Regions from separate parts of the Homo sapiens genome. Here region 1 is linked to region 2. Evidence: read pairs that join two places in POLR2A ChIA-PET (ENCODE). Cell type or tissue: B cell. All regions are shown on one strand.

What was found. Peaks named below come from ENCODE experiments on the same cell type or tissue, not always from the same donor. Only the 100,000 strongest peaks of a DNase experiment are listed, where the experiment ranks them.
Region 1: POLR2A ChIA-PET joins it to region 2 with 5 read pairs; 8 of 35 experiments call an interaction of 5 or more read pairs at or near these places.

The regions. Positions count from the first base shown.
Region 1 is chr17:5,362,882-5,367,881 of GRCh38, reverse strand. It overlaps RABEP1 (rabaptin, RAB GTPase binding effector protein 1), which reads right to left. Exons shown (of 18, transcript NM_004703.6): 10 at 4,866-4,970; 11 at 2,644-2,760. LOC105371505 (a long non-coding RNA gene) reads left to right here and starts at 4,970. Exons shown (of 2, transcript XR_934178.3): 1 at 4,970-5,000. In B cell, no CTCF peak of the experiment used is centred here; no DNase peak of the experiment used is centred here; H3K27ac peaks cover 761 bases.
Region 2 is chr17:5,424,971-5,429,970 of GRCh38, reverse strand. RPAIN (RPA interacting protein) reads right to left here. Exons shown (of 7, transcript NM_001033002.4): 4 at 3,889-4,000; 5 at 3,672-3,735; 6 at 1,760-1,900. Among named protein-coding and RNA genes, the nearest start is that of RPAIN, 7.3 kb to the right of the region's middle. In B cell, no CTCF peak of the experiment used is centred here; no DNase peak of the experiment used is centred here; H3K27ac peaks cover 505 bases.

The sequences.
Region 1 (5,000 bases), 62 kb after region 2:
CGGGAGGCTGAGGCAGGAGAATTGCTTGAAAACCGGGAGGCAGAGGTTGCAGTGAGCCCAGAACGCACCCTGTACTCTAGCCTGGGCAACAAGAGCAAAACTCCATCTCGGGTTTAAAAAAAAAAGAGAGAAAATTTTATTTCACATAAATCACAGTGCAGAATTTAGCACAAAAAAAAGGCAAACAGACCAACTGAACAGAAGATAGTTCTGAAACTAATCTACACAGAGCAATGGGGGAAAGGTGGATCTTTTCACCAAGTCATACAGAAATTGGCTATCCATACTTTTTTTAAAAAAAAGTTTTACCCTTGGCTGGGCACGGTGACTCACGCCTGTAATCCTAGCACTTTGGGAGGCCGAGGCGGATGGATCACAAAGTCAGGAGTTCGAGACCAGCCTGGCCAAGATGGTGAAACCCCGTCTCTACTAAAAATAAAAAATTAGCCGGGCGTGGTGGCGGGTGCCTGTAGTCCCAGCTACTCAGGAGGCTGAGGCAGGAGAATCGCTTGAACCTGGGAGGCAGACGTTGCAGTGAGCCAAGATCGTGCCACTGCACTCTAGCCTGGGCGACACAGCGAGACAAAAAAGTTTTACCCTTATCTACACTGTGTGTGTGTGTGTGTGTGTGTGTGTATCTAAGTTCTAGAGGAATTTTAGATATAAATGTGAATAAAACCTCTATAATATAGGATATCTTCATAACTCCATAGGAAAAGATTCCTTTTTAAAAAGGAGGAAAATCACAAACCATAAAGAAATAATTAATAAATTTGATTTTTTTTTTTCTTTCAGACGGAGTTTCACTCTTGTTGCCCAGGCGGGAGTGCAATGGCATGACCTTGGCTCACTGCAACCTCCGCCTCCCGGGTTCAAGCGATTCTCCTGCCTCAGCCTCCCAAGTGGCTGGGATTACAGGAATGCGCCGAAACACTCGGCTAATTTTGTATTTTTAGTAGAGACAGGGTTTCTCCATGTTGGTCAGGCTGGTCTCAAACTCCTGACCTCAGGTAATCTGCCCGCCTCGGCCTCCCAAAGTGCTGGGATTACAGGTGTGAGCCACCGTGCCCGGCCAAATTTGACTACATTATTAAGGACTTCTGTTCATTAAAAGACACCATTAATGAAGACATAAGCTACTGATGGGCCAGGTGCATGGCTCACACCTAGCACTTTGGGAGGCCGAGGCAAGTGGATCACCTGAGGTCAGGAGTTCAGGACCAGCCTGGCCAACAACGTGAAACCCCATCTCTACTAAAACTACAAAAATTAGCCAGGTGTGGTGGTAAGTGCCTGTAATCCCAGCTACTCAGGAGGCTGAGGCAGGAAAACTGCTTGAACCCGGGAAACAGAGGTTGCAGAGAGCCGAAGTTGCACCACTGCACTCCAGACTGGGTGACAGAGCAAGATTCCATCTCAAAAACAAAACAAAAAATATAAGCTACTGAGTAAAAGACACCTGCAACACCTATCACCAAAAGATTCTAACATTATATAAAGGACACCTAACAAATCAGTTTTTAAAGACCAAAAAAAGTAAAATAAACAGACCACCCAATAAAAAGATGAGGATAAGACTTGAGCAGGAATCTCTCACACACAGAAAATCCCAATGGCCAAGAAACATGAAAAATGCTAAGTAACTTCAGTGGTCATTAGAGAAATGCAAACTAAGCCACAGTGAAATACCATTATACATCCACCGAAATGGCTATAATTAAAATAACAAAATGACATTTTTCCACACCTTGGAACCACAGGAACTCTCATACATTGCTGGTGGAGGTATAAACTGGTATAACCACTCTGGAAAATTATTTGGCATTTTGAACATTTGTACCCAAGCATTCCACCCCTAGTTACATATCCTGCAGAAACATGTCCACCACGCCCTATACAAAAATTTCAAAGGAACATTATTCATAATATCCCAGAACTGGAAACAACTGAAATATCCATCAACATTAGTCTGGATAAATTGCGGTATATCCGTATAATGATATGACTATTCAACAATGAAAATGAACAAACACTCCGTGCATCACGAGTAGGAATAGTACACTGTTGAACGGAGGAACACAGACGCAAAAGAACACAGAACGTATGGCTTCATTTTCTAAAGTTAAAGCACAGGCTAATCTAATGGTGTTACAAGTTAGGACAGTGGCTGCCTGTCGGGAGGGAGTTGTAAGTGCGGGGAAAGTGAGGGCTTCTGGGGTACCAGCTAATATTCTATTGCTTGATCTCAATGGTGGTTACACAGATGTTGGTTCTGGTATGTTTGGTGTATCTGTATATGTTTTTTTTTTCTTTCATGTTGCTATACTTTTAAAAAGTTTAAAAGAAAATAATTAGTATCTTTGTCAGCAAGTTTCCAGTGCAGCAGGAAAACCTAACTAATACAAATAAAGGAAAGGAGAATCAGAACCTCCTGGCATTTACTGACCAATTATTTTGAAAGTTATTCTTTAAAAATCTGTAAAACAGAGATCACAGAATGATCAGTAAGAAATCTTTTTACCTGAGGGAAAATAAAACTGCCAAATCTTCAAGGCAAAAAAAAACATGACTATATTTTTTGAATCTTTCATTTAAATAACCCAGTCATCCCTCATGGGCCACAGTCTATAAACCCTCCCTTACCTGGTGACTCGAATCTTCGCTGCTTTGCTTTATGAAGTCTTCCAGCTCCTGCTTATCTTTCATTGTCTTCTCTAACTGGTCATTAGCTTGCCTTAGCATCAGCTGTAGTTTTTTCACCTGTATCATTTTAAAAGTCAATTAGAAAAACCAGAATCCTTTTATAATTTTTTTTTTTTTAAATCTAACTCCAGAATTTTAAAAAAAAATCTCTTATGTCTTTTTCTGGGAAACACCACAGATTTTCTAATTCAGACAGAAATTAGATAAATGACCTCAAGAGACAACTGTACTGTGGTTTACAGTTAACAAATCATTTTTCACACACATCTCATCTGAAAACATCTGCTTCTCCCTCAGATCCTCTAGACCATGACACTGTTCTCCCTAACTAGAGTGTATCCTCTGTCTCCAGTCTACAATCCACACTAACACCAGAAATTTTATAAAAGTGAAATAATATAATTTCCCTACTTAAAACTCTAAATGCCTCTCAAAGTCTTCAGGGTAAATTTTTTTTTTTTTTTTTTTGAGACAAGAGTCTCTCGCTCTGCAATCTCGGCTCACTGCAACCTCCACCTCCTGGGGTTCAAGGGATTCTCCTGCCTCAGCCTCCCGAGTAGCTGGGATTACAGGCATGCACCACCACACCTGGCTAATTTTGCATTTTTAGTAGAGGTGGGGTTTCTCCATGTTAGTCAGGCTGGTCTATGAACTCCTAACCTCAGGTGATCGGCCCGCCTCGGCCTCCCAAAGTGCTGGGATTATAGGCGTGAGCCACCATGCCCGGCTTCAGGGTAAAATTTAAATCTCTTCAATCATCACCCCTCCCTAAGTGATGTCTTCATGGCTTTCCCTTGTAGCTTACATTCCCATTATTTCGTAACAGTCACCCCCTGTGCCCAGCCACATAACTACTCATACTTCCTACAATACATCATTTTCTTTCCTAACTCTGTTCTTTGTATATTTTTTCTCTCCATGAACACCCTTTTCCCACTTCTTTTTCTGACTAATTTTTAGCCAGGCTTTAAAACAGTCTACTGAAATGTTTATGAAAACCATTCCTACACCACACTATCAGGGGCCAACTACATTAGTTTTGCAAATACATTTAGAAATTTACCTTTGAAACATCTATGCGTAAAGCACACAGTGTATGAAGGAACTCAATAGCAATGACATTTGAAAATATTAAACCATCATTCTAATTGGCTTGAAGTTATTTTGAAGGCTAAGGGAACAATCTTCATAACAACCAAAGAACAATTTGGAAATATGAGGGAAAAGTATCTTTCTTACGTAGACTTTGACAAGCCCACTCTCATGAATTTCTACATTATTTCCTAACTGCTATCAAGGTGCCCATTATTAAACACTGCACTTGAAAAAGTACTGAAGATTTATCAATCTCAGCATACCAAATCTACCAAAGCTTAATTTCTGGGAACTTATTAACCTTAATTCAACAAATTTATGACAAGAAATGAGTAATATGCACTGAAGGACACAAATTCTGATTAATATAACATTCCATTAAGCCTTTATTCTACTGGAGGCAACAATCAACCTTTTATCTCCCTGAGATCTCCATATCATAAAGTACTTGCCATGTACTTAAAATCACTTTTAGGCCTTAGGCGGAAGGGGCAGGGTGGAAGAGATTAGGTAGTGTCCCTTTAAGAGTTGGGCAGACCTGTGCAGATATACAAAAACAGAGTCCTGGCCGAGCGCGGTGGCTCACACCTGTAATCCCAACACTTTGGGAGGCTGAGGCAGGTGGATCATGAAGTCAGGAGTTTGAGACCATCCTAGGCAACATGGTGAAACCCCATCTCTACTAAAAATACAAAAAATAGCTGGGGGTGGTGGCGTGTCCCTGTAATCCCAGCTACTCGGCAGGCTGAGGGAGAAGAATCACTTGAACCAGGGGGTCGGAAGTTGCAGTGAGCTGAGATCCCCCCTGCACTCCAGCCTGGCAATAGAGCGAGACCCCCTCTCAAAAAAAACAAACAAAAACAAAAACAAAAAAAAAAAAAGCAGAGTCCTAGTGAGCTCCCACTGGAAATGTAACTGCCATTGCATGTACCAGGTTATTTCATAACTTAACAAGATGGATATGCTTCATAATGTAAATGGGGCTGGGGCCGGAGAGGGGGGCAATTAATTCTGCACCTCCAATGAAAACGACAATATCCAATTTGGCGCATCCAGAAGAAACTCACCTGGTCTCTCGTTTCAGCCTCCTGAATCTGAATTCCTTGTAACTGTTTTTCGTAATTGGAACACATATCACAACGTCTACCAAGTTTATTTCCAGCATTATGTACCTGAAGGGCACCAAAATTACCTCTTATCAG
Region 2 (5,000 bases):
GTCTTAAACTCCTGACCTCAGGTGATCTGCCCACCTCGGCCTCCCAAAGTGCTGGGATTACAGGCGTGAGCCACCGTGGCCAGCTGAGACTGGCCAATTCCTTGTGAGGAATCAGGCTGAATGAAGTACACGGCATATTGTAGTGCTTGGTAAATATTTGTGCAAATGATCCTTAAATGTAGTGGGAGGAGTCAAAGTCATTCAGACAGAACAGCCTAAACAACAGCACAGAGGCCTGAAAGCACTGCATATTTGAGCATCTGCTACCAGTGCTGGATAGCTGGAACAGAAGGGAACATATGCTTGTAGTCAACAGGAAGTAGTGAGGGGTTTTATTTAAACTTTCACCTGCTATGTCTCTTTCCATACAAGCTGATGGAAAATGGCATCCTTCCACCAAGGCCTGAGCCTGGAGCAGGAAACAGCAGGGGCACTGGAACCACAAAGACCTGGGGTCTAACACCAGCTCTATCGCTTATTAGTAGTAAAATTTTGGCCAGATTACATCACTTCTCTGAATCTGTTTCCTATTCCTAACAGGAACTATCCTCTCCCTCATGAACCTAATGCTCCAGCTAAGTAGAACAAGATGCTCTTTGTATATACTCCAGTTTCCTGCTTCTCTGCCTTGTTCTTCTATGTGGGGATCTTCCACTTAAGCTCTACCCCCACAACTCACCAGATCTCCATGTCTGTCCAGATCGATTCCATGCTTCAAGGCCAAGTTAAATGCCTCCTCCAGGAAGGTGTCACCATAAAGGAGATCACCCTCCTCTGAACTCCCATAAGCCCTCCTTGTACAGCTCTCCAGGGTACTGCCTGTTTATTCTGTTCTCTTATTACCAACCCAAGGCTTGAGCTCTGTGAGAGATGTGTATTTCTCAATGTTAATGAGTCCTCAATTCATTTTTTTTTTAATGAATGAGTAGAATACCTATGGAAGAAACTTGATAAAGGTGAAATGGCTGTTACCAGGCAATGCTGCTTATAATAAAAATGACCTCTGTAGGTTAACTGCATTTGGAATGACAGGGCCATGAAGGAATTCTAAATTCCCAGTAGAAAGCCATGGCTATGAACTTCCTGAAGTACAGTGTGCTCCTAATCCCAAGGCTCCCCCTGCCTGGGATCTAAAAGCAATAATAATACGTATCATATTGGTTTTATGTGTGTTTGTGTGATATATATACACATGTACATACATACATACACATATATGGAAAGGACATGGATTATAAGAGATATTGGTTCCTATAGCACGCTTCTAAGACAGGTGGTTCCCTTACCCACTTGTGTTCCTGGCCCTCACACCTCAGTTGTCACTCAGGTTAGCGAATAGCCCTTGGACCTCTGTAAAAACTCCACTGACAGACAAACCTAATGCTGCCCTGCTATGCTTCTGCCCTGTTTCCTTCCGCAAAAGTGGTGCCAGCATGGCCTATCTGGGTCTTATGACTATGAAATGACCAGCTGAATCCAAAACCACTACTACTGATCAAAGAAGAGCAGGTGTGGAGCCAGGCGTCCTAACTCCCAGACCAATCCTCTTGCCGTGATCCCATGCTGCCTCTTCCCTTCTTTCTGACTGGCCTTTGAGTCTAAATGACTTGTTACCTTCACTTTTCTATGCAGGTAAATTCCTCAGATAATAAACTGCATTAAACATTTACCTGTTTATAGGTCATTATTTCTATCAAGGTGGGAATAAAACCAACCACAGGTCCCTCTTACCACAGAGTGGGTCCCAGGAGACGCTTACCAGACAGCTCATGAGAAGACTGGACTTTTCTTCTGTTCCTCCAGTGACTGAAAATTCAGGTGTGTGGGGACAATGTGCACTGTGCTCATTTATACTACCCTCTAAACAGGCACGAAGCTTCTGCTCTGTCAACTCAGAAGACTACAAAATAAAAAAGTTCAACCTCCTCTCAGTGACTTGATAGCCAACAGATGGAAAATCCTCATTCCTCATGCCAACCAATATAACCGTGGCTCACTGTGATGGCTTGACTCCTTGGAGCCTTAAAGACACTCGGGCCCATGACTGTACCAAGATCTCTTAACCCATCTCCATTTAACTGCCTCTCCAGATTAACCAACGCCCTCTACTCCTGCTGTCAAACACACTGATGGCCACTCATGGCAGGAAGAACGCTCAGAGATTGTAGGCTACTTTCCAGCCTCCCTCTGCCTCTGCCCCCACCAGCTGAGTGCATCCTTACCAACAACTAGCAGTATATGCTCCCGGGTCTGCTTGGGTTACTTGAACTTCCTACTGTAACTCAGTAATGCTAATTACTTATTATGTAAATAATAAGTTTTATTTTTATAGTGATAAGTAGAATGTTTAGGAAACAAACAGATGAGCTGCTTAAAAAAAAAAGAAAGAAAGAAAAAGAGCTATAGAATTAGGTAAAAGATGGGGAGGAAAAATTCCTAAGTTGTATACTCAGTTTCTTGATCCACTTTATGGAATTAAAACCGGAAACTCTGGACTATGTATTATAGAAGTTGTTTATGTAAAAAAGGTGACTCAGCGAGGCACAGTGGCTCACGCTTGTAATCCCAACACTTTGGGAGGCCAAGGTGGGCAGATCACCTGAAGTCAGGAGTTCGAGACCAGCGTGACCAACATGGTGAAACCCCGTCTCTACTAAAAATACAAAAATTAGCCAGGCATGGTGGCACGTGCCTGTAATCCCAGCTACTCAAGAGGCTGAGGCAGGAGATTCGCTTGAACTCGGGAGGTGGAGGTTGCAGTGAGCAGAGATCACACCACTGCACTCCAGCCTGGGTGACAGAGTGAGACTCTGTCTCAAATAAAATAAAAAATAAAACAGGTGACTCAGCTCTCCAATCAGCAGGGCCCCACTCAAAGGCTGGCAAATAAATTTATGTGTTTGAAACTTACCATAAAACATTTTATTTTTATAATTTGCCTCTTTAACCAATCGCTCAATTAACTGGCAAACTTGCAGTCCCCATCATGCCAGATAAAAGGGCTTTTTCTGTATTTTAAGATTACTGAAGGCCGGGCGTGGTGGCTCACACCTGTAATCCCAGCACTTTGGAAGGCTGAAGTGGGTGGATCACGAAGTCAGGAGTTCGAGACCAGCCTGGCCAAGATGGTGAAAACCCATCTCTACTAAAAATAAAAAAAAAATTAGCCGGGCGTGGTGGCAGGCACCTGTAATCCCAGCTACTTGGGAGGCTGAGGCAGGAGAATGACTTGAACCCGCAAGGCAGAGGTTGCAGTGAGCCTAAATCACGCCACTGTACTCCAGCCTGGGCAACAGAGTGAGACTCCGTCTCAAAAAAAAAAAAAAAAAAATTACTGAAGCTTAAATTCTGAATTAGGTATGTCTTCATATATAGAAAATTTTTATGAAACGTCAGATACAGGCGTTACCAATCCCAAGCTGAGGTCTCCATAAAAACGTTAAGCGGTGATGGCTCTCCAGGGCCCTAAAGGCTCTGATGTGTACTGTTTGCCAATTTTCATGCCATAGATATTCTCACCATGGCTGATTTGAAGCTACCAATGTGACACCACTGAACATAAAACTGGGAAGAAATATGCACAATGGGCTCCAAGTCAGCACTGGAGGATCTTCAAGAAAGTAGATCCATGTGGGAAGAAGTATCATGAAATCTGTGTGTGGAACACTCACATGAGATGGGATGGACAGGCCACACTGACACACCACCACACCGCTTGTGATTCTCAGGTTGTACCTAGAAGCAGAATTAGGATCCCAGAGCATCATGGCCACCAGACCTGGATCTCCAAACCTTGAATTTCAGGCAACAAATCTGGGGGGAGATTCCACTCACCTTGGAGTGGGGAATGGGAACGAATAATGCTGAAAAGGTTTTAAAAACTCTTACTTTGTACATACAGGACAGATGAGTGGGTTTGCCTCCCACTCAGCCAGCATGATGCTGAGACACTTTTCATCAAACTGCAAGCTCTTCTCATACTCGCTGATGATGGACTGCTCTGCAAGGCAAAGGCAGTTGGAGGGCTTCACCATGCTTCAGCTGGCCCTGTATTTAATTCTAAACTTCACTGTCAAAGGCTTCCTTCACACGAGGGAAAGATTTGGGCAAGACCACAATACCAATGACTGGTTTTTATGCTCTCTCAGGCTGGCTTCATCTTGCTGGATTCCTCTCCCTCCTCTCTGTCCCCTTTTTGTGAGCACAAGAGGTGAAGTAGGCTAAGGGCCGAGGAGACAATTTTCACACACATCTCCAGAGGCCATAGGAGCACAGATACAGAATGTCAGGGTCCCACAGGCAACTAAATAAAGTTGACAAAGAGAACTGATTGCTGGCCGGGCACGGTGACTCACACCTGTAATCCCAACACTTTGGGAGGCTGAGGCAGGCAGATCACTCGAGGTCAGGAGTTCGAAACCAGCCTGGCCAACATGGTGAAACCCATCTCTACTAACAAACACAAAAAATTAGCCAGGCATGTGGCGCACGTCTATAATCCCAGCTACTCGGGAGGCTGAGGCAGAAGAATCACTTGAACCCAGGAGGCGGAGGTTGCAGTGATCCGAGATTGCGCCACTGCACTCCAGCCTGAGTGACAGAGCGAGACTCTGTGTCAAAAAAAAAAAAAAGAGAGAACTGATTTCTGATGCCAGGACGACCCTGCTGATTCCACATACTTGGAATCTGTGTTGTTCAGAATCTGTGTGCTCATTCATTCAGCAAACATACAACAGTACCTAGTATCTGCTAGTCACAGGGGCACAAAGATGAAAAAGACTGTCATTGTTGAGCTCACAGTCTAGACATTAGGGAAGGGGTCAAAAAACTACAGTCACGCTTATTTGTTTATGTAGTGTCTATAACTGCTTTTCCACTAGAACTGCAGAGCTGAGAAATTGTGCCAGAGACCACATGGTCTGTGAAGTCTAAAGTATTTGCTATCTGGCTCTTCACAAAAAGTCTGCCAACTTCTGCTTTAGAATGTTCCTTATGGCTGA